Linked DNA regions of Mus musculus: all the other regions are linked to region 2. Evidence: chromatin loops called from intact Hi-C (ENCODE). Cell type or tissue: heart. All regions are shown on one strand.

The links. Peaks named below come from ENCODE experiments on the same cell type or tissue, not always from the same donor. Only the 100,000 strongest peaks of a DNase experiment are listed, where the experiment ranks them.
Region 1: it touches region 2 in a loop (11-fold over the local background); 10 of 42 quality-filtered maps call a loop at or near these places.
Region 3: it touches region 2 in a loop (2.5-fold over the local background); 4 of 42 quality-filtered maps call a loop at or near these places.

What each region holds. Positions count from the first base shown.
Region 1 is chr11:86,253,925-86,261,924 of GRCm38, forward strand. Ints2 (integrator complex subunit 2) reads right to left here and starts at 3,670. Exons shown (of 25, transcript NM_027421.3): 1 at 3,280-3,670; 2 at 2,099-2,405; 3 at 1,422-1,560. The coding sequence starts at 2,394. All of the region lies in intron 2 of Brip1os (BRCA1 interacting protein C-terminal helicase 1, opposite strand), which reads left to right. In heart, no CTCF peak of the experiment used is centred here; a DNase peak (open chromatin) is centred at 3,687; H3K4me3 peaks cover 1,762 bases; H3K27ac peaks cover 1,376 bases.
Region 2 is chr11:86,354,291-86,362,290 of GRCm38, forward strand. Med13 (mediator complex subunit 13) reads right to left here and starts at 3,306. Exons shown (of 30, transcript NM_001080931.2): 1 at 3,170-3,306; 2 at 984-1,218. The coding sequence starts at 3,235. Gm38937 (a long non-coding RNA gene) reads right to left here. Exons shown (of 3, transcript XR_880098.1): 2 at 6,201-6,308; 3 at 5,722-5,801. In heart, a CTCF peak has its summit at 4,170 (motif pointing left); DNase peaks (open chromatin) are centred at 3,121 and 4,061; H3K4me3 peaks cover 2,777 bases; H3K27ac peaks cover 1,673 bases.
Region 3 is chr11:86,480,232-86,488,231 of GRCm38, forward strand. It overlaps Rnft1 (ring finger protein, transmembrane 1), which reads left to right and starts at 4,426. Exons shown (of 9, transcript NM_029788.5): 1 at 4,426-4,568; 2 at 5,830-6,274; 3 at 6,425-6,501. The coding sequence starts at 5,881. In heart, CTCF peaks have their summits at 3,816 and 4,477; DNase peaks (open chromatin) are centred at 4,240 and 4,890; H3K4me3 peaks cover 2,398 bases; H3K27ac peaks cover 2,201 bases.

The sequences.
Region 1 (8,000 bases), 100 kb before region 2:
CCCTGATTTGTCTGTGCATCGCCTGTGTCATGGATGATTGTAAGCCACCAGGTGGGGGCTGGAAGCCATGCCGGAGTCCTCTGTAAGACAATTAGTACTGTTAACTGATAAACCATCTCTCTAACCCAATGGGTCCCTCTTTCTGTTGTTTGGTGTGCACACCAAGGTACCTGGCCTGGAGCTTCCAAGGATTCTCTGGTCTCCCACCTTACCATGGCCCACTAGATTACAGATGTACACCATGTACAGATGTTCTAGAGATTCAAAGTCAAGCCCAACAAAAAGGTGCTATCCAACTTAGTCATTTCTACAAGTGAAATGACAGATGTTTAGGGGGCTGGAGAGAAAACATGGCTCAGTGGCTAAGAGCACTCCTCCCTCTTGCAGAGGATCTAGGTTTGGGTCCTGGCACCAACATCATGGCTCCCAATCAAAGACTCCAGTCCAAGTTATCCTGTGCTCTCTTCTGAGCTCTGCAGACTCCGGGCACTCAGAGAGTACACAGATATATATACAAGCAAAACATTCATGCACATAAAATAAATAAAAATGTAAAAATTATTTTGATGATCTTAAAAACAATTATATCAATTCCGTACACACACAAAAAGAAAATCCTGCCAGGCAGTGGTGGCACACGCCTTTCATCCCAGCACTTGGGAGGCAGAGGCCAGCCTGGTCTACAGAGTGAGTTCCAGGACAGCCAGGGCTACACAGAGAAACCCTGTCTGGAAAAAAAAAAAATACTGAATAGTTGGGTGTAGTGGCACACACCTTTAATCCCAGTACTGGATAGCAGAGGCAGGTGGATCTGGCCAACCTGGGCTATAGGAAAGTCAGAACTATACAGAGAAACTCTATCTCTAAAAATAAAAAATAAATCACTTCAGTCTTTGAAAGAACACAAATCAAACAGAAATACTAGCAGAACATGTAACCTGCCTGCCTTCTTGCTGATATTTTTTTACTATTTTCTTTTTTTTTTTTATTTATTTATTTATTTATTTATATGTAAGTACACTGTAGCTGTCCTCAGATACTCCAGAAGAGGGCATCAGATTGCATTAAGGATGGTTGTGAGCCACCATGTGGTTGCTGGGATTTGAACTCTGGACCTTCGGAAGAGCAGTCGGGTGCTCTTACCCACTGAGCCATCTCACCAGCCCTTTTTACTATTTTCTAGATGTAAATATTAAGTCATGGATATTGTGAGATGAAAAGGGAGTTTTTGGGCGTGGTGGTACATGCCTTTAATCCCAGCACTCTGGAGGCAGAGGCAGGCGGATTTCTGAGTTCGAGGCCAGCCTGGTCTACAGAGTGAGTTCCAGAACAGCCAGGGCTACACAGAGAAACCCTGTCTCGAAAAAAAAATGCAAAAAAAAAAAAAAGAAAAAAGAAAAGGGAGGTTTTTTTTAAAGCACCTTGTTCATAATTGCCAACAATTCACTCAGCACAAGCCGCAATCGACGAGGGGAATCACTGTGTTCAAACTCTAGTGTCAGCCCATGCTGAAGCTGTGATACCAGGATGCTCTCTCCACTGCCTCCTCCAAGTTTATGCCTAGTGAAGTCCAAACATGGGAAACACATTAAGACACTGGCAAGGCAATCCTTTCCTGCAATAATCCACTCATTGTAAATGGTTTCCATTCCTCCGAAACACTGTTTGTCTATATATTGCAAGAGCTCAGAAACTGTAAATTAGTAATTGCCACAGACTTCAGTAACAATAGCTTTCAGATACACAAGGGACATGAAAGGATACAAAACCAGCCTGGAGTCTGGGGGGGGGGGAGTGGGGAGCAACGTAATTTTAAAAGCTCAGTCATTCCCATAAAACCTTCCACTCTAGAAGACTTTCTCCTCCTCAGTCCCCACTCAGAGTAACTGACCTAATATGTAGCTAATCTTCTCTGAGCAACATTTTATAACACAGAAAGCAGCTCTTAGGAATTTAACTAGAAAAGACCTCTGTCAAATGCTTCTCAGACATTACTCTCCCTTTGCTGGGGGAGCTCTGACAGACCTGAGCATCATTACAACCCCCTCCTCTGGAATATCAAGTAACTCCCAAGTCCTAACACACAAGTGAACTTTACCTAAGCTGCTGTTCTTTGCTGGCATCTTGTTCTAGAGCGTGGAAGTCCACAGACAACAGTGCAACAATGGAGTTGACAGCTTCCACTCCAGACAGGAGGCGAAGTATAAGTTTCTTATCCTGTGCCCAACTTTGGCTCTGGTCAGCAGGAGCACAAAGTGCCATCCTCACCAGGCAGGGCAAGAGGAGTCTTAATTCCGGATCACTTAAGGACGCCAGGCGGACAACATCCACCTTCTGCATAGCTTCAAAAGCAAAAGGGCTGACAAACTGCAGGCCTGTACCCTCGGGCGTCATCGCTCTCGATCCTAAGGAGTCCAAAACAACAAAATGAAAATCGGTATCTACTTCCCACATATATGACAACCTTCTTTAAAATCTAACAAAGTATACTAAATACTTAGTAGGTCCTTGCATTGGCAATGTTGTTGGCACAATTAAAGCTCAGGTTTCTGTCTCTATGTTTCTACTGACATCTGGAAGATAAGAAGGAAAACTGCAGATTAATGTTTCTTCTCAATTTAGAGATCATTTGCTCTAATACTTTGTGTCCCAGTGAACCCTCCTACCCTGAACACAGCCAAGACTTCCCTCATTATGCCCATTACATGAGTTCCATGAAATATGGAGAGAAAATGAACGGCTGCAGCCAGATCTCTTTCATTTTACAAGCCTACCAGATAAATATAAATATCAGTTGGGCTTCTCTTTCTACCTCCCAACTACATGGAAACACTGGTAAATCATCTCACGGGCCAAAAGTAATGTCAGAGGCATGGTTCTGAAAGCCACAACGCTATTCCGTACCCCTATTGTTATAGAGGTAGATGTGTATGTACAGTCAGCTGAAGGAGTTAAAGAGAGTCTCACTTGGGCACTGTGGTTTTGAGTAAATTTTCAAAAGGTAGCAGAAAAGAGAGGTGACATGGAACAGTTAACAGAGACCACTCAGTCTTAAGACCTACTCCCTAGCAGAGCTGTGGACAAAGAATCGTAGGCAGAAATGCTGCTGTTTCAATAGTAAGCGCTGGTCTTTTAACAGTAGAGTAAGCTCAAGGCAGAGGTGACAGGACTCAGGGGTCTCTGCCAGGCAGCAATGAGAATCGAGTGACCCGGGCTGCGAAGAGTCAGGCGGACTTCAGACAAAGCGGCACTTGGGCCCGAGAAGCCGACGCTTCATACCTTAAGATCAACCCTCCAGCCTCAAGGGACCCACTCGGATTCCGCCTCCGAGAGCCAGACGAGGCAGAAATGGAGAGCGCGGTCCGAAGTTGGGCCTAGGTGATTATCCAGATCCCCAAACCCCGGCAATGCCCGGAGTCGACTCAGGCACCAAGAACTCTGACGCTGGCACCAACAGTGCCGTCGACAGAGCGAGAATCAGAATGGGGACACTGCAAAAAAAAAAAAAAAAGTAAAAAGGAAAGGGAAAAAAAAGGGAGAAGCAACCAGGAGAGAGGGGAAAGCAGAGACTTAGTTCAACCTGCACCCTGCACCTCCATTCATCCCAAGCTTCTGGCACGCGCCGGCCACCGTACAGCACTGAGAAGACGTCGGCGGCGATAAGAAAAGCCAGCTTAGGGCCGCTCTGCGCATGCGCAGGCCCGCCCCTTCCTCCGTCACCGCCCTCCCCGCTTCCGAAAGCGTGGAGTGTTACACTTTCTTGTTTTCCAGAGCTTTTCTCTTGGAACCTTGTCAGATGAGTTCCTAAACGGTCAGAGCGAAATCCCGACCCCCGAACCAATTATCGCGACATTTAAATAACAATAATGTATTAAATGGCAAAAGTTGTCCGCTCTGTTCCTCCACAGAAATTTGCCTAATGGAACCCGATTGCAGCCTCCTTTAAACCCCTGCCGGTGCGGTCTAGAAAGTTCTAGAATCCCAAGACCTGTGTGTAGGGGAATTTTAAAAGTAATGAAGCCGGGCAGTGGTGGCGCACGCCTTTAATCCCAGCACTTGGGAGGCAGAGGCAGGCGGATCTCTGAGTTCGAGGCCAGCTTGGTCTACAGAGTGAGTTCCAGGACAGCCAGGGCTACACAGAGAAACCATGTGTCGAAAAAAAAAAAAAAAAGTAATTAATCATAAGTCTATACACTAAGGCCAAAGTGTAATAACTTTTCATTATTTAGTTTTATGGTGTGTACCCAAATTATAAGCGCATGCTACCACTTCCGGCTTGCATTCGAGGTTGGTTTTGTTTTTCAGACAAGGTATATGTGGTCCTTGTTGGCCTGGAGTTCATTATGTAGACAAGGATGACTGGTACTTGACACAACCCCTCTGTCTGCCCAGGGCTCATACTAGAGGCTCTATGTTTGGTAGCTTTCTCGGGTCTCGAGGTTACAAAAATCCTATTCAAGAGTGAATTTTAGGAACGAATTCAGTGGAACCTTCTCAATATTATATGTGGCACTTGTGAAAGAAAATCAAAACTAAAGTCTCACCATCTTAAAAATTGCAAGTCTATTTATCTCATAATAAATGTTCTGGAGACAGCGCCACACTATGTAGTCCAGGCTGCTCTGAACTTCTGCTTCAGCCTTTCAAATTGTGGAATTATAGGATTGTGCCATCTTCACCAGCTTACGTTTTTTGTTGTGGTTGTTGTTCCTGGTTCACCCAAGGTTTGCATGACCTTGCGCGCGCGCGCGCGCGTTTGTGTGTGTGTGTGTGTGTGTGTGTGTGTGTGTGTGTGTGTGTGTGTGTGACATTTGTGCATGTGTTTACTTGTGAGAAAAAAGAATAACTCATGGAAGCTCATTTTCTCCTTCCACCATGTATGTCCTGGGACTTGAATTCATGTCATCTGGCTCAGCGACCAACACCTGGCATGCTGTGCCATCTGTCAAGCCTCTGAACTATTTTATTAAAATGCAGCTTTTGGGCTGGAGAGATGGCTCAGCGGTTAAGAGCACTGACTGCTCTTCCGAAGGTCCTGAGTTTAAATCCCAGCAACCACATGGTGGCTCACAACCATCCATAATGAGATCTGATGCCCTCTTCTAGGTGTCTGAAGACAGCTACAATGTACTTAGATATAATAATAAAGAAATCTTTAAAAAAAAAAATTCTGCTCTTCAGAGGACCTGAGTTCAGTTCCCAGTACCTATACTTGTGGCTCCAAAACTCCAAGGGGTTTGACACCCTCTTCTGGCCTCTGCAGGACACACACACAATAGTTTTTCCTTGTTTGCTTGTTTCCTTGCTTGCTTGGCTTGGCTTGGCTTGGCTTGGCTTGCTTATTAAATATTTCTGAGCAAATGTGGCGCCTTTCAACCCAGCACTTGGGAGGCAGAGGTAGGCAGATTTCCTGAGTTCAAGGCCAACCTGTTCTACAGAGTGAGTTCCAGGAAAGCCAGAGTTACACAGAGAAACCCTGTCTAGAAAGAAAAGAAAAAAAAAAGTATTTCTGGAGCCAGAGAGATGGCTTAATGGTTAAGAGCACTAGCTGATCTTCCAGAGGACCAGAGTTCACAAGGCAGCTAACAGTCTGTAATTACATTTCCAAAACTCTCTTCTGGCCTCTATGGGCACTGAAGACATATTGTACACAGAATATGCAGGCAAAACACCTAAACTCAGAAAAAGGAAATAAATGAATATTTAAAAACAAAAAAAAAAAATTGAGCATCCTTCAACGAATTACCAACCAAGACAGGATTTGTGTGTGTGTGTGTGTGTGTGTGTGTGTGTGTAGCCCTGGCTATCCTAAAACTCAGAAGACCAGACTACCCTTGAACTCAAAGAGCTCCACGTCTCTCTGCCTCCCAAGTGCGGGACTAAAGGTGTGTGCCTCCACCACCCAGCTTGACTGATCATTTCTTTTAAATTTTTTTCTTCAAGACAGTTTTTTTCTGTGTGTCCATGACAGAGTGCTGTGATAAAAGCCCTGTACTACTACCACTTAGCTTACAAAAAATTTTTAAAATATTTCTAAGGCTCTCAGAGAGGGAAAATCTCAGAAAATAAACTCAGCTTTCAGGGTAGAGAATCAGCAAAGGAAACAGAAAAACTGAGATGTGATACAGTGTTTCTCAAATTATCCCATTTGATTCAGAGTAATACCTTTAGTACTGTGAACCAAAATATATGCAATCATCTGTAACTATTATGTATCATATATAATCATATGCCATAGATACCCAATGTGGTCAAATGTAGATGGTAACAAATGTCTTATACACATAATACTTGATATATTTCCTATTATTGGAAGGAGATATAGTGAGGAGTTATAGGTCTTGTTATATGTGAAGCCTTAGCACTCAGGATCCTACCACTTCAGCTTTCCAGTTCTTGAAATTACAGATGTGCACCATCAAGTCCAATTCTGCATATTTTTTTAAAATGTAATTGAAATAGATTTCACAATTACAAAGCATACAATTATTGGTTGGGTTTGGTGGCATGTGCCTTTAATCCCAACACTTCCGGGGCACAGGCAGGATCTCTGTGACAGGCAGGATCTCTGTGGGTCATGGATCCAGTCTCAAAAGAGACAGGAAGACAGAGAGAGAAGAGAACTTATTTGTAATTTCAGCACACACAGGCTGAACTTCAAAATGACTGTCTCACAAAAAGGGGAGAGCTGGAAGGATCAAAACTAAGAGATTAAACAATTTAAACTTCCTGAGTAGCCTTTTCACAGGAAAAGAGAAAGAGGACTCAAGGCATTGGTTTGATGGACTAATAAGAAGAGCTCACCTAAGAACAAGGTGATATTTCAGATCAGGGCCATGCACGCACAGCCCACCTCAAGAAACAGAACAGTAAATGAGCCCAGCCTGAATGACTCAGAAGTGAGTGCGGAAATGTCCCTTTCTCATTGTCCCCCTTGCTTCGTTTTTCCTTTCAGTCACTGTGAGCACAGCTTGAATTCTTAAGGCAAAAGTATGGAGGTCGCACTCTTATCAACTTAGAAGTCTTTCAAATCATGAAAACAATGCTTGCCAAACTATTTGGGTAATCGTACAGAATTTGGCCACCCTACTGAAAAAAACAAAACAAAACAAAAAAAAAAAACAGCCATCAAGTTTGGAGTTTTAGGCCTGCAGTGATGACACAGGCCTTTCATCCCAGTACTTGGGAGGCAGAGGCAGGCAGATTTCTGAGTTCAAGCCAGCCTGGTCTACAGAGTTCCAGGACTGCCAGGGTTACACAGAGAAACCCTATCTTGAAAATCCAAAAAAAAGAAAAAAAAAATTGTTTGGAGTTTTAATTGTGTCCTCACAGTTTGACTCCTTAAAGAAGGTAAAATCAGCTTTCACAAATACCTTGTAGTTCAAAAGTTTAATTATATTATCTTCACAAATAGTAAATAGTTCTTTAAAGTAGGAATAAGTCTATTTGTTTATGTTACAACTTTGATTATCTCAAATTTGATTATCATACAAAACTGAAGAAACAATCTCTTTTAATGACTACTGTAGTACGAAGCCCATTTTATGCCCAACTATGACGATACTTTATAAATTCTGTGATGGCATTTCTTTTTAAATTTTGACATCTCTGAATCAGGCTTATCAGTAGTGTTGTTTTACTTGGTAAAATTTCCCCTTAGTGGGACACAAAGGTGTCATAATTATTGAAGGCTTAGATTAGGTGAAACATTGTTCATACATTTTGTTTAAATCAAGAGAAGACTTTACCAAATTAAGTGAGCATCCTTTTGACTGGCTGGCTGACTCTGATTTACTTCCTCTCCCTATCCTCAGAGGAATAAACAAGAAGAAAGCACGTGCTACAAGTGATGGTTCAAGAAATTAAAGATTGAACTACTCAGTACTCTTGGGAAACAGTAACAATGTTTCAGAAATACAAGGATCTAGCAGCCAATTCATCAGAGTGAGCAGGGAGCCCAATGGAGGAGTTAGGGGAAGGACTGAAGGAGGTGAAGTGGC
Region 2 (8,000 bases):
AGCTTCCTAAGGGCAAAACAATCAGTAAAACCCTGTCTCACCAAGATGGAAGAAGCAGGACTCCAAAAACGTTGTCCTCTGACCTCTACACAACATGGTGGCACACATATCTACACCCACACCTACACTCCCTGCTCACACAGAAAATTTTAAAGACCTTAAAAATTTTCAATTTAGCTGTCAAAACTCTTATCAAACTAGAACTTGGTTCCCTCCGAGAGTATCTAGTCAAAGATACACTTACACTGAGTTTAAAATAAACATAACCAGTAATTTTCATAAAGGGCTATAGTTTCTTTCTAAAGTATATTTGGCCCTAAAAGTCAAGAAAATAAAAAAAAAAGAAATATTGATGTGCTCATAATAAACCGTTTCTGTACAACCTTTCAGATAATGACCTTTGTCCTTTAAAAGTTAATGAGATGGCCCTTGTCCTTACTAATATACCCTTTGACGAAGCAGGGTCTAAAGACCCTCCCACCCCCCACCCCCCAAAAACAGCATATGCCTCCCCGAGTTAATACATAATCATAAATAATATTAAAATACAACTATACTTTTGAAAATCTATGCCAAACAAAGTTACATTTCTAGGCCTGCCCACGGGGTCAGACAAAAAAGAACACAGCAAACTAGACTCAAAGGTGAGTTACACTTGGCTTCAAGACTATTATATAACTGTAAAAATAACATGCTTCCAGATTCCATTTTTCTCAGGTTAATGAAAATGCTTTCCCTAGATACAAACTGCCTGTGAGAAATTACAGAAAGAAGCCGGGAGGTAGAGGAAGAAACTCAGTCAGAGTTCAAGTCTCCTGGAATCTACACAGGTAACTTAAGGAAACCAAAACAAAGATGGTGAAACAGAGCATGGCAACCCTCTTACAGATCCAGGCTGACAAGGCCGTCCACCACAGCAGAAGCACATTGGGAAAGTGTACAACATTGCTAAGGCACAGTTAAAAAGGATAAAGTGCTTTCACCTGATAAGTCATGGTGAATAAGGTCAGCAAAATTGGGATCTTTACCCCACCAAAATATCCACAATTCTCTTCTTCCAGGTCTTTGATCTCGCCGCCAAACACCAAGTACATCTGCCTTAAGGCATCGACTAAAACTGCTCAAAATGGGGTCTTCTTCTGTCACCGGAAACAGAATAGGGGCGGAAGTTGGGCCTTGCCATACATATCTTTTCCACTTAATTCCTGTCAAGTCGGCCTGAAGGAAAAGAAAGCAAAATATCTATATTATTGTTCATTCACTCTAAGTAATAAATATTTGTTATTAAGTATAATAATATAAGTATACTATTTATATATTTATATATAAAATATATATTCACTATAAAGTCCTTGATTTCATTAAAACATCACTATTTTTAATGCATGCTTAAGTACCTAAAGATATGACCAAAATAAACAACCAAACAAACCAAAAACACCACAGCAAAGAATTCTAATGTTTCAACCAACAAGAGCTTAAGGAAAAGAACACAAAACTGTTACATAAATTATCAAAGATGTCACTGAGTAGCAAGTCTACAATAAATGCAACATATCCAGAGCTGACCAATGAGACAATGATGCTAAGCCTGCACAGTAAGTCTAGCCTCCTCCTCTGTCCTACAGTCCTCTCTGTCAGTCACATTTGATCCTTGGTGAACTGGAAAGTAAAGACTCTCATTCCAGGTTTGTAAGAAGTCATGGCTCTAATACGAAAACCATCTGAATTTTTTTTTTCTTAAGGAAAAAAAAAAAAAGCCTGTTAATTCTCCACAAGCACACAGCTCCAAGGAAAGAACCACTTCCAAAGAGCTGTCAGATTTGTGCTAATCTAGCTTCAAAAAAAAAAAAAAAAAAAAAAACCCAAAGTGCCAAAAATAGATCCAGTTGGGGAAGACAGAAACGTTAAACCTGCTGTACATCTTACTACATGTGACGAGATGCTGATTAATGGACATGTCAAGAAAACCAGTCTAATCTGTAAGACGTAAGTGTGCTGAAGATCCCCATTTACCACATCGTGAAAGAGATTCAACAAAGGAAATTCAGTAATTCCTTATTCTAACTTAGTGACAGAAAGCATAAGGTGCCAAAAATGAAACTGCTGATACATGACTGGCAGTTTATGCTTGCCAACTAGTTATGCTCCACCCACTTAATTCACTTACCTATGATAGACTTAATATTTCTCAGAGCACACGAAAAATGAAAAAAGTCACTCTAACTTAGTCATTCAGGAAGCTCGGCTATCGTTTAATTCAGGACTAGATATTTGCAACAGTTGGTACTTTTGACAAAAGTCTTAACTCTTGAGTGTTATCCGATTTGGGCCGACCTACATACACGTACTAGAACATCCCTAATTCCAGCTGCCCCAGACTTTTCAGTTCAATAAAAGGAACAGCCAGCTCAAAACATTCTTAAAACGTAAGCAAAACAGACAAATATAGAACGTTTAGTGCGAAACCACAGTACCTCCTCCACTTGCCCCTCCACTCTCACAAAAACATAATGTTCTAATAAAAGCAAGATGGCTAGAAATTGTCAAAATGGCAAAATGTTTTCAAAGTTTAAAAAGAAAACATATGAACCGGCACACACTGTTTTTACACAAAGATCTGAAGTCACCCATAAGGACACTACCCCTGTATTAGTTTAACTTACAAAACGAAGAGGGTTTTAATACGTAAGTTTTTGGGGGGGTCCTGTTTAAGAGAAGCCCACTTACAAGGGAAAAGCGAGCTTAAAGGCAGTCGAGCAGGGGCAATCGTGGAAAGTGTGGAAAAGGGATACACTGTTCGATACAAGGGGCGGGGGGCGGGGAGGCGGGGAAGCAAGAAGCACACAAGAAAATATTACTATCCGGGCAGATAAGCAGCCCAAGTTAAGGAAAAGACTAGGATGGGGAAAAGAGTCCAAAACAAGACAGGAGGAGGAGAAAGACCGAGGGGGTGGGGGGAAAGACAAGCCTCTTCCCAGCAGAGCCCCGGTCGGTAGGTGAGCGGACGCTGCCTCCCGGGGCGGCCGCAGAGCCTCGGAGGAGGCCGACTCCGGCGGGGCCTAGCCGGGGGACACCGGCATCTGGATGCGACCCAGACCCCCTCCCCCACGGCCCAAGGGCGCACGGCGCGGCCCCCTCCCCCACCGCCCGCGGCCCCCGCACTCACCAGGCAGAAGAGGTTACAGTGACAATCTTCCAGGCTGGCCCCGTTCGACACGAAGGAGGAACTCATCGTCCCTCACAGCAGCCGCCGCCGGCGCCACAACCCACCATCCGCCATTACCGCCGCCTCCGACCAGAGAGAGAAACACAGACACCGGGGAGGGCGGGGGGCGGTGGGGAGGAGGCCGCCGGGCCGCCCGCCCTCCCCGCCGCCCCCCGGCGCCGCCGCGGCCCCCGCCGCCCGGAGGCACCCAGCCGCCCGGGGCCGAGGCCGCAGGCGGGAGGGCCGCGCCGCGCTCGGCCGGCCGCCGGGACTGCGGAGCCCGCGGACGCGCGTCCCTCTCCGGAGAGGAGGGGAAGGGATGTCTGTCCCTTCCACCAGAAAAATAAAAAAAGATTTAAAAGAAGAAAAGAGAAAAAAAAACGAAAAACAAAAAAATAATAATAACAATCAGGTACACGATAAATAGTCAGAGCCCGAGTCCGAGCGGGCCGAGCCCAGAAGCCCGGGAGGGTTCTCCGCGGCCCGGGGACGCCCGCGGAGGGGCGGGAAGGGCGAGGACCGGCAGAGCACCCCGGGCCCCCGGCCCGGCAGCGGCGATGTCCTTAAGCCCAGAGTCTCCTCAGCGGCGGAGGTGGTGGCGGCGTCTGTGGGCTCAGTCCATTCTCCGGCTGTGTCCTCGTGTTGTCCCTGGGCCAAGCCTGCCTAACGTCTGCTCTCCTGCCGCCTCACCGCCTGGACGCCGTAGTCTCCCCCATTTTGTGGGCCCAGCGGGCGGTGTTTTTCCCCCTTTAATCCGAATTCACGGGTTTTCCCTTCGCTTTAATGGCGGCCACAGGGACCAGCTCGCCCTCTCTGCTCGCCCATTGGCCGCCGCGAGGTCACGTGGGCCGGGCTCCGTAGGGAGGGGGGAGAGAGAAGGCGGTGAGGGAGGGCAGGGAAGCTTTCGGAGCCCCGGGGACCGGGCGGCCAGCTGGTGGCTACTAACATGGCGCCATCTGCTGGATGCCCCGGTTAAGATGACCCGAGTCTTGGCCCTAGCTTTCTGCTGGCTGGGGAAAGTGCAGCAGCGCAGGAAGGTTCACTTCAAAATCGAGAATTACTTGGAAATCAGTTCAAATTCTTTGGAAGAGAAAGTTGGCAAAAAAAAAAAAAAAAGAGAGAGAGAGAGAGAAAAAGAAAAAAGAAAAGAAAAAGAAAGACGTTCCAATGCATTCTCATTCACTCCATAAGGCCGCCGGGGTACATCGCAGAACTCTAGGGCTAAAGAATGAGAGCTGGATAGACACCAGCCTCGCCCTCTCTTTTTAAGTTATAATAAAGAGGTAAAAAAAATGAAACGATATGGTCTTGTGGTTAATGAACTAGAAATAAAGTCCTGCTGTTCAGGATTCGAAGCTGGAGCCAGTCTTTTACCTCTTTGTGACTCAGTTTCCTCATCTGTAAAATGAGGAAAACAAATGTTATGTTTGTTATATGATGCATGAATACAACCTGAGCACTAGCCTCGTGCCTGCGCCCGATAAGCAGTGTAAGGCATGCATTACTATACTTCCATCCTTCCTTTCTGTGGTTACTTTGAGAAACACGTGAACTCTGAGAGTGAGAATCAGGAGAACTGACCCTTTGTTGCTATAGCTGTCCAGTGCCTTAAAATGTTCTAGCACACAGTAGGTACTTGATATTTGAAAACTTAGAAATGAATAAGAAAAACCATGTATGATGTTAAATCCCTTCCCAAACAATTATTCTGGGCTGGATTACTCTTCAGTGAAGAGTTCAAAACATTTTCCATGCAAACTTTAAAAGGATTCTAGGAGGAGACGAGGGAGGAATCGGGAAAGATTAAGAGATAATGATACCAGGAGTAAAGACACAAGCTTTTAATCCCAGCTCTGGAGAGGCAGGGGGAATCTCTGAGTTTGAAGCCATTCTGGTCCACAAAGGAAGCTCCATGCTAGCCTAGGCTACATAGTAACACCCTGTCTCAAGAAGAAAAGAAGAGACAACAGTTAGGAGCTATCAGAACTTTAAGTCACAATTATCTCTGTAAAATAGTAGACTCTTCTAGCTTACTTTTTTAGCCATAAAATGAAAAGTATTCTTCACCACCTCTTTGTCCACCTTAGTGCTGATTAAGGTCCTCAAGCCAAAAACTTGCAGAGAAAGTTCTGCTGCTTGCCAGTGGACCTTAGATCAAATCTGACCCTAAATCAAATTAGTTTATCATAAATCAAGGATAATCAGAGTAGTTTTCTCCTAAAGTGTTTGATGAAATAATGTTGATCATAAGTACTGGTCCCATTGCTTCCTTAATCACATGAATGTTAACCATTAAAATGATTTTCTAAATCATGACCAAGTGGTAGCACACATCTGCAGTCCCGTACTTGGGAGGCTAAGACGGGAAGACTGAGGGTTCGAGACCAGACTCGGGTAGTGGCAAGACTTTTCCTCCAATAGAAAAGAAAAATAATTTTTTGAGTATGTGCCTGTTCCTCGGGATTTCTGGAGAAGCAATTCCTACAGAATAAGAGAAAAGGCAGTGACCTGAATAAGGCAGGCATCAAGTGTGACACACTAGGAGCGCTGGAGGAGGAGTTTCCAAGTTGAGAGGGCGTCAAGTAGGCAGCATCTGAAATCAGATTTGAAGGATAGAATGAATTCTTATAAAGCTCTTTGAAGCAGTTAAATCTTATTAAGCCCAATTCAGATCCAAAGGCCACATATCAAAGTCAATTATACAACCAGGACTAATTCAATCCAGGAGCTCAAATCAACTAAGGTCGGTATCCTTTATAACTGAGTGCCAGCACCAGGAGTCAGGGATCCCAAGACTCAGTGAGGCAAAGGCTCCTTCACTCATCTCTCCTTCTCTGAGAGAATCCTCACATACCTGTTCTGTTCTCTTCCTCAACTTGAAATGTCCTCTCCCACTCCTTTTCTAATGTATATCCATCCTCCTTAATTTTTCCCTCCCCCCACCCCACCCTCCCTTCCTCCTCTTCCCCCTCTCAGACACACATATACATACCTTAGGAATTCAGGGGCAGGTAGAATTTGCCTGACATCTACCACGTAGGAAGTAACATTTGATTGAACTTTCATTTGAATGTCAATCTTCTCCAAAAGAGAGGAGAATCTGACAACAAAAAAAGACTTCTCAAGAAGGAAAGAACTCTGGGACCAAGGGGGATGGGGCAGGGGTGACAGCAGAAGAGACTGAGAAGGGGAATGAAGCGGAGCAGTGGAGGACTAAGATCCCAGCAGAGAGAGGGATGGAAACCTAGGGAGAAAGAGAAAACGGGGCCAGCATCACTCTCAGAGAGCATCTTGGGAACCACCTACATTGTGTTAAGATGACATTTTGTGTGAGCTAAAGAGAAACAAAAATAGAAACTTTAGGAAACAGTGATGTGTCAATGTAGGTTCATCAATTGCTTTTTTTAAAATAGTATATATATATATACTATTTTAAAAACCCTATGTATTTATATATATATATATATATACTCAAAAGGCTGAGGCAGGAGAATCATGAGTGAGCTTGAGACCTGCCTGAGCTACATAGCAAGACCTTGAATGAATGAATGAATGAATGAATAAATGGATGGATGAATAAATAAATAAATAAATAAGCAAACAAACAAATCTTCCCGTTTTTCTCTATAATCTTTTTCTATAGGGTTCAGATTACATTGTTGTTGTACATTATACAGTTTACACAGCACATAGTGTATGTGTGTGTGTATGTGTGTAAGAACATGCAAGAATAAGATGGAGAAGATACTAGATATGACATCTGGACAGTTGGACCAAATGCAGTCAAAACTATTCCTTCTTGCCTCACAATTCCAATTGACTCATTTATAAAATGGGTTTGTAAAATGGCACCAGCTGTGAGAGTTGTTGCAGTGACTAAGAGAGAGGAAAAAATACCTAACAGTAGCCCAGTAGGAATTTCAAAATGACTTTGAGAGGTAGCCTTGGGTCAATAATTACTGGCTATCTTCTCTTTGAAATACAGATCCACTCAGTGATCTCTGCACCTAAAACCATTCTGTAAGTCTTTTGGGTTTTCAGGAACTCCATTCTGTATGGAATGTCAGAGGCTCTGGCCTGTGGACTCCTTACTTGATATAGCGAAGTCCAGGAAAGGGCAGCATTTGACCTTAGGATTAATCCTCTACCCATGATTCTGGAAAAAAAAGCCAAGTCTAGAGTAGCGCTAGCCAATAGAAATGAAACAAAGCCAAATAAATCCTATAATTTCAATTACTGTTTGTTAGACATATTAAAATCTTTGGCCAATATATCAGAAACTATATCATTTTACATGTAGTTCATATAAAATATATTCATATAGCTATCCCTTTTTTAAAAGTTGTTTTTAGCCAAACCTTCCAAAATCCATGTTTGTTTGTTTTTCCCAAAGAATATTCCAATCCAGACCAGCCACATTTCAAGGGCCCAATAGCTAAACGTGACTAAGGGCTACTGTGTTGGGTAATACAAGTTTAGAGTCAAAAGCTGAAAGCAAAGAAGGAACCAATTAAGCCCTAGAGAGAGTGATCTTCAGCCTAGAGACAGTATTGATTTTTCTTAAGGTCATGTTAATGGTTTAATGTTGTACTTAATTCAATAGAAAGAAGGACTAAGAAGTTACACAGCATTTCAGTCAGGGAATGTGAATATACAAAGGTGGGGGAACAAAGCAAATGAAATCAGCCAGCTCAGAAAAGAAGAAAACATTGTCTTTCCATCTATGAAAAACCTAAATTGCTACTTTTCTTGAAAGTATAACAACTATGCTCAGCCTCAAGTTTTCTATCAA
Region 3 (8,000 bases), 130 kb after region 2:
TCTATGGGATTCCAACTAAAAGAAACCCAAAGATGGAAGACCAGCAGCTCTCTAAGAATCAATCCTCCATGTCTTCAGCACCTGATTGGGACCTCTGAGATGCCGTCTCCTGGTGTGTCTGAAGACAGCTACAGTGTACACACATACATAAAATAAACAAATAAATCTTTAAAAATAATCTTGGGGGCTGGAGAGATGGCTCAGTGGTTAAGAGCATTGACTGCTCTTCCAGAGGTCCTGAGTTCAATTCCCAGCAACCACATGGTGACTCACAATCATCTGTAATGGAGTCCTATGCCCTTTCCTTGTGTGTCTGAAGACAGCAACTGTGTACTTGCATACATTAAATAAATAAATTAATACATTTAAAAAAATAATCTTGGGTGCAATGTGGGAGGGAGTAGGGAGTGATGGCTGCCACCTGAAACCTGGGACTCCTCTCTTACAACCTCTCTACTCTCATCCTCCCCCTGAATGCCGATACACTAACAAGGTCCTCCTACCCGACGTACTGAGAGCCGCTTGATTCACCCTGCATTGTGTCCTACTAGATTGTGAATTTTCTGGAAACACACTCTGGTCACAGAACTGATGCTTAAAACTCAGTAGCTCCTCCTGAACCATTAGAACAAACCACAGTGGGGACTGGAGAGATGGCTCAGCAGTGAAGAGCACTGGCTTGTTCTTGCAGAGAACCCAAGTTCAATTTGCAGCACCCAGCTTACAACTGTCTGTGGCTCCAGTTCCAGGGGATCCAACCCCTCACACAGACATACATGCATACAAAACAACAATGCCCACAAAATAAAAATAAAGAATGAAGTACAGACTGCTAGGTGAGGCCCCTAGCTGTTTTGTATTGCTGCCTCTATACTGGGACTTCTCTTCCACTTCTCTACTATGCTTACTGCTGTTCCAAAAACCAAAGAGCTAAGTCCTCAAAGGGCCATGGTATTTCAGTAGTGTGTTTTTCCACCAAATCTTCCTTCCTTCCTTCCTTCCTCCCTCCCTCCCTTCCTTTTTTTATATGAGTACACTGTCGCTATCTTCAGACACTGCAGAAGAGGGCATCGAATCCCATTCTAGCTGGTAGTGAGCCACCATGTGGTTGCTGGGAATTGAACTCAGGACCTCTGGAAGAGCAGCCAGTGCTCTTAACTGCTGAGCCATCTCTCCAGCCCCCCACTCCCCAAATGTTTCTATACTCAGATCTCATTCTTTAGCCTTCATTGCAACTGGTACAGCCATAATGAAGTGTTTCTTGCTTGACCAAGTTAAAGTCTCCTACCTCTTCCACAGCAATGCAAACAACCCTTAATGACAGCGTCTGGTCCAGTCTACTGTAATTATTTGTTGTGAGGCCTCTCTAATGACGGACTTCCCTGTGGGATTTGGGCTGTGTTGTTTTTCATTCTCTCTGAGTATCTAGGACAAATTTTGTCAGTAAATAGTTAGTAAATGCTTTTTTGCTTGTTTTCTTGTTGGTTGGTTGGCTAAAGACAGGGCTTTCACACAGGTGAGGCTGGCCTTGAACTCCAGATTCTCCTGCCTCCAGCTTCCAGTTCTGGGATTACTGACTTGAATTTACTGATTTTGTTGTTGTTGCTTTTAGCAGATTATCTTTTATTATTTGACAATTTCATTCATGTGAACCTTGCGTCTTGTTCAATATACCCATGTCTCCAGAGGTCCCCTCCTTCTCCTCCCCGTCTTCCCGGGCACCTCCAGCACATCTCCCTTCCCTTCTCATGTCTTCTAGTCTTTTGTTTTTGTCAGTAACCCACTGAGTCCAATCAGTGATGCCTACTAGAATGCTAACTAATCCTGTTAACTTGATCTTGATCTGATCGGAGCTTCGTAAGTTCATGGGTTCAACAACCATGCCTTGTCCCTGAAACAGAATCTCACAGCACCCCTCCCCTCCCTCCTGCTCTTACCTCTCTCCACCCTCCTTCCCAGATGTTTCTTAGCCTGGTAGGGAGGGAGGATTGAAACAGATGGCCCTGACCAAGAAGCGCTCAACACTCTCAGCATTAACTGCTGGATACTGCAGTGTCTTTGGCCCAAACGGAGGGCAGTACTAGTCTATGGATATAAGCATATTCAGAAGGCAGTTTGACATGTCCCTTATTAGAACAGCAGTAGGTTCCTCCTTAGGGCCTGTGACCTCCTGAGCCATGACCAGGTTGACAGTACTTGATCTGAATTCCCTCCTGTGGTTGGTTCCCCTTGTTCTGTGCCACTGCTGTACCAGCAGGCACATCTTGCCTGGCACGAGCCTTGCTTTCTTAACTAACTAATTAGAATGAAAACGCCGTTTCTAATATTCCGGATTCGAGTGAAAAGAAATCTTATCCCAGAAATCAAAGCTCATCTCAAGTGCTCTCTTTCAAATCTGTGACTGTTTAGTCAAGGTATTTGAATAAAATGTACTAATAAATTTCCAGTATGTACTGATATGCCTTCAGTGTGTTATATTGTTAAAATGGGAATTTGGGGCTGGAGAGATGGCTCAGAGGTTAACAGCACTGGCTGCTCTTCCAGAAGTCCTGAGTTCAATTCCCAGCAACCATGTGGTGGCTCACAACCATCTGTAATGAGATCTGGTGCCTTCTTCTGGTGTGCAGGCATATATACAGGGAGAACGTTGTATACATACTAAATGAATCTAAAATAAATACATAAAAAAATAAAATGGGAATTTGAACATTAGGTATATTAAGTTTACAAACTGTTGTTCTGCTGTCGTTGGGGCGTGATTATGTGACATTTCATGATTTTCCTGCTGCCTAAATTTGCATTTATGTTATTTTTTGAGATTTAGAGTTTTACTCTGGGGCTGGTGAGATGGCTCAGTGGGTAAGAGCACCCGACTGCTCTTCCGAAGGTCCAGAGTTCAAATCCCAGCAACCACGTGGTGGCTCACAACCATCTGTAACAAGATCTGATGCCCTCTTCTGGAGTGTCTGAAGACAGCTACAGTGTACTTACATATAATAAATAAATAAATCTTTAAAAAAAAAAAAAAAGAGTTTTACTCTGTATCATAGATTGGCCTGGAACTCACAGCATCTTTCTGTCTTAGTCTTCAAAATTCTAGGATTACAATCATGAGCCACTAATGCTTATCATACGTTCATTTTAGTTTAAAATAAAACTACTCACATAGGATCTCTGCTGTGCACAAAATTTGCAGTCTCAGTTGGCTCCCTGGAACCCAAATAAAGGTAGGAGAGAAAATTTCCCAAAAGTGTCCTCTGTCGTACCAGTTCAGGCACTACCTGTCACCATCACGCACAGGCACAAATAGGCCTGTTCTACTTGGGACCAAGTCTTAAAAAAAGAGAGTGCTAATGTGCTGGTCACAGAGAGAAGCAGATCCAAAAGAGCATTGGGATTTTTTAAAGTGCTTTTTGACTTGAGAGAAATTTAAGAATAGTCTCAAGATGAATGAAGGGCTGAGGCTAAAACCAGTAGATTCAGTTATACTACTATGAAAGGAAGACAAAATTTCATGGCTAAGGAGATTTTGACAAGGTATTTGAAAGGTTTAAGTCAGGTAGAAAGACAAAATTACTGGACACGTAACTCAGAAGTGTCTCTGCAAAAAGCCAAGTGTGTGCAAAACGCCAGACTTTTGCCTAGTCACGTCAGCCTCCGATGAAATACTTAATTTCAAGAATCATAGGAATCCTGTTATACATATGATGTCCTAGATTTTCCAGAACTGTGTTTTTTTTTTTTTTCCTTGTAGTATCTTTTTTCCCCTTTAGTAGCCTTTATTTTAGAAGTCGAGTTCCCTGCTCGCCAACACGGGGTTTTCTAAATCTACTTCCAGGGCCTCACAAACTTCCTGGCGCGTCTGATATCCAGTTCTGGCACCCGGTTCTGGCACGAACTAGGGCACACTGTTCAACTTCAGGCTTGGAACCCGAATCCAGGTCACACAACCTCTCTGCCCAGGCAGCCCAGCGGGTCTGGCGTAGCTAGCAACACGCAGCCGGAAGCCAGATCGCGGCTCCCGGTACGCAGCCCGCTGCCGAGCAGGTTCCTGGACCTACCCATTTTCAACCTCAAGTACTGAAGGACTCCGAAGCGTGTGACTGATCACTAATACACGCAAGACGTGACAGCCACGCAGACTTAATTAGCACACACGTCCGCCACTACGCCACTCGTATAACATCACCAACAGGGCCACAGGGCGACAGGGCGGGTCTACGATGTTCAGGGCGGGGCCTAGATGCGCCCTCCTCCTCCTCCTCCCAGTGAAGGCGGGGCTAGGGACTCGGGACAGGGCCTAAAGGTTCCCTTCTCTGCTGGGAAGGGCGGGGCCGGGATGAGCGCGGGGCGGGGCCTAGAGGCTCCTTCTTCCACTGGGCGAGGGCGTGGCCCGGCGAAGGCGGGCCGCGCGTGACGACGTCTAGGGAGCGCGCGCGCCGCCGCGGGGCCAGGCCGAGCGCTGCTGGTGGCGTCCGAGGCTGAAGGCTTGGCGAGAAGGGCTTGCGGCCGCGTGTCGGGCTGTTGGTATTGTGGCTGCCGAGGCCGCCCGCTCCTGGTCATGAGAGGTCAGGCCTGGGGAAGGGGGTGAGGCGGAGGGTTTCCGGGGAGAAGAGCCGAAGCTCGGACGTGGGTGGAGAACTCTGTCCTCGCGGATTCCGGAAGAGTTGGCGTTGACTTTTCTTTCTCCCTTTCCCCTTTTCTTGTTTATGTATGAAGGAGGGCAGGTTTTGTGTTTCTTTTTTAATAGCAGAGACACAAACTGTCCTGTCCCAAGTCGCTCTTCAGAGAGTGAGGCGATAGAGCCGCTGTGGCTTCCGAGCCTCTTCGAAACGTCACACAGTAACTGCACGGTTTCAGCCAGCCAGCCTCCGCCGCAGCTAGCTCCATCGCGGGGGAAACGGGAGAGGCCCGGCGGTGGGCTCTGCGTTTCGTCGGGCGACAGCACGATTCTGGCACCCTGGTCCGAGATCCACACTGGATCACGTAGGGATCTTGCCCTGCCCACAGCCTCTCTTCTGACACCCCTAACCAAGCCGATGGTGGCATTTTTATTCGGGAGGCTAACTCCTTATTTAGACTAAAGCATCACTTAGCAATTACGTGATGACTCCCCCTAAGGGTCCTCTTTCAAAGGCATTTGACTAACATTCTTTTGGAAGGAGAAGCAATATTCTCGGTGGCACCATTAATTACTGAAAACCTTATTAGCTTTGTGGAAGCTGTTTCAGCATAAAATGAAGTGTTTATTATCTTTGTTGATGCTTAATTAAGGCACTGATTTTTTTCCTTCTAAACATTAATGAATCTGTAAAAAAAAATCTATTGTATTTATTTAGTGTGTGTGTCAGAGGACTTGTGGGAGTCAGTTCATTGCTTCCACCATATGAGTTTAGGGGATTTAACTCAAATTAAAGGTCTTGACTTACCCAGCCATCTCACCCACCCTTAGCAAACTTCCTGATGTGGACTCTGCCTCAGAGTACATGAGCCAACTTATTCAGCATTAGTGCTGCTATTCACTGTGGTATCTGCTGGGCACCCCTTTGACTCTTTGCTGATGTCTTTTGGCACATTTGAAAAATCAAGACATCTGCAGTGCTTTGTACTTTAAGTAGCCCCTGGTTCAAAACTCTTGGTTTGCCAAGTTGGACTTCGAGGTTGGAGTGGGGCAGGGCAGCAGAGCTTTGACAGTTGCAAAGATTGAAGGACCTGAAACTTGTCTGTGACTGTCAACTGCCCCTTTAGTGAACAAAGGACACCTAATGAACCGATGCACTGCTTGTGATTAACTTAGAATGCTTTCTGCTCTTTGATTTTACTTTTAAGGAGAAAGAGTCCTGAAGCAAAGACATTTTAGAGAGAAAATACTCAAGGGCCATGCAAGCCAGCTGTAACCAACTGCATGATCCTCCGGGCACTGCACATGAAGATGCTGCAGCCTCCCCGTGTGGTCATTCAAGATCAACAGAAGGTTCCCTTCACCCTGGGGATGTACATATCCAAATAAACTCCGGACCAAAAGAATATTCTGAAAATCCAAGCTCTAGAAATCCCAGGTCAGGCGTCTGTACTTGTGCCCATGGATGTGTGCATGGTCGTTTCCGGAGTTACTCCCACAGTGAAGCAAGACCACCTGATGACTTTGCTACAGAGTCTGGGGAACATGGAAGTGGCTCCTTCTCAGAATTCCGCTATCTCTTCAAGTGGTTGCAAAAAAGTCTTCCTTATATTTTAATTCTGGGTATTAAACTTGTTATGCAGCATATAACAGGTAGGAAATAAAACTGCTGAATTAAGTTTCCCATTTTATTAATAATTTTAACATATTTTGGTTGCTAGCTTTTAAAAATTATATCAGTATATATAATCTTGTTGGTTTTTTTTCTTTTCTTTCAATTAACTAGAACTTATTTTCTAACAGGAATTTCTCTTGGAATTGGGCTGCTAACAACTTTTATGTATGCAAACAAAAGCATTGTAAATCAGGTTTTTCTAAGAGTAAGTATGACAAGCAACTAAATCATTAACTCTTTCTCTCTACAGAATTAGAGATAACTTTGAGAGAAATATAAGTTACTTTCCAGAGGAGTAGGAAACAACAGGATACATTGTGATGGCCACCACATGCTTTGTTTTATTTTCTAAATAAGTACCCTGTCCTTTTTTTTTTTTTTGGTTTTTCGAGACAGGGTTTCTCTGTGTAGCCCTGGCTGTCCTGGAACTCACTTTGTAAACCAGGCTGGCCTCGAACTCAGAAATCCGCCTGCCTCTGCCTCTGCCTCTGCCTTCCAAGTGCCGGGATTAAAGGCATGCGCTACCACACCCGGCTTAAGTTCCCTGTCCTAATGCGTAACTAAGCAATTTTTAGGAACCAAACAACTAACCTTACTTAAGTTGTTTGGTTCCTAAAAAAAGGAAACAAAACAAACCTAGACAGGAGGGTTAAGAGACTTAGACCACACTGTGTGATCTAGTTTGGCAAGGACCTTTGTACTTTATGAGTTAATTATACAGAGTAGTATAATATCATTTTAAAAGCTGATTGATGCTGCATGAGACTGGCAGGAAATAAAAGCAAGCACTGACTACATTGGCCCTGGTGTTTTACGTGGGTGTTTGATACAGGATTTCACTATGACTTTCTGGTTGGCTTGGAACTCACTGTGTAGACCAGGCTGGCCTCAGACTCAAGAGCTACGCCTGCCTCCTGAGTGCTGGGTTTAAAGGCATGCCCTGTCACGAATGGCAGATGTCTCTTATTTAAAAAGAATAATCTCAAGAAGTTTTTCTAGTAATGTGAAAAGTTTTAATCATCTGAATCATTAGAAAAAGTTCCAAGAATCTATGAAATTTCACCAGAAGAGGGGTTGTATCTGGGAATTTATAGTATAGCATATTAACAAAAATTTTAGTGCATATTCAAAACTAGCACAGGTTAATTCTGGGCATAGTGGTATGTGCTTATAATCCCAGCACTGGGGCTGCTGAGGCAGGAAGATTGTCATGAATTCAGAACCAGTCTGGAATATTACAGTGAGTACCAGGCCTCCTTGTGCTACAGAGTGAGACCCTCTCTTTAGAGAACAAAAATATTAGTACCAGATTGACTTCTTTAACATTGGAAATTTTATCCATATATAATGAGGTGTCTTTAAGTTGTTTTCTGTCTGCCTTACCCACATAGCCCAGAGGCATTCTTTTTTTTTTTTTTTTTAAGATTTATTATATATAAGCACATTGTAGTTGTCTTCAGACACACCAGAAGAGGGCATCAGATCTCATTACAGATGGTTGTGAGCCACCATGTGGTTGCTGGGATTTGAACTCAGGACCTCTGGAAGAGCAGTCAGTGCCTTTAACCATTGAGCCATCTCTCCAGCCCGAAGCATTCTTATATAGTATTTTCAGTGTGCCAGTGTTTTGACTTAGTGGTGAAGTCATGTGTAGAGGTTTCCGGGCTAGCGAGATGGCTTAGTGGGTAAGAGCACTGACTGCTC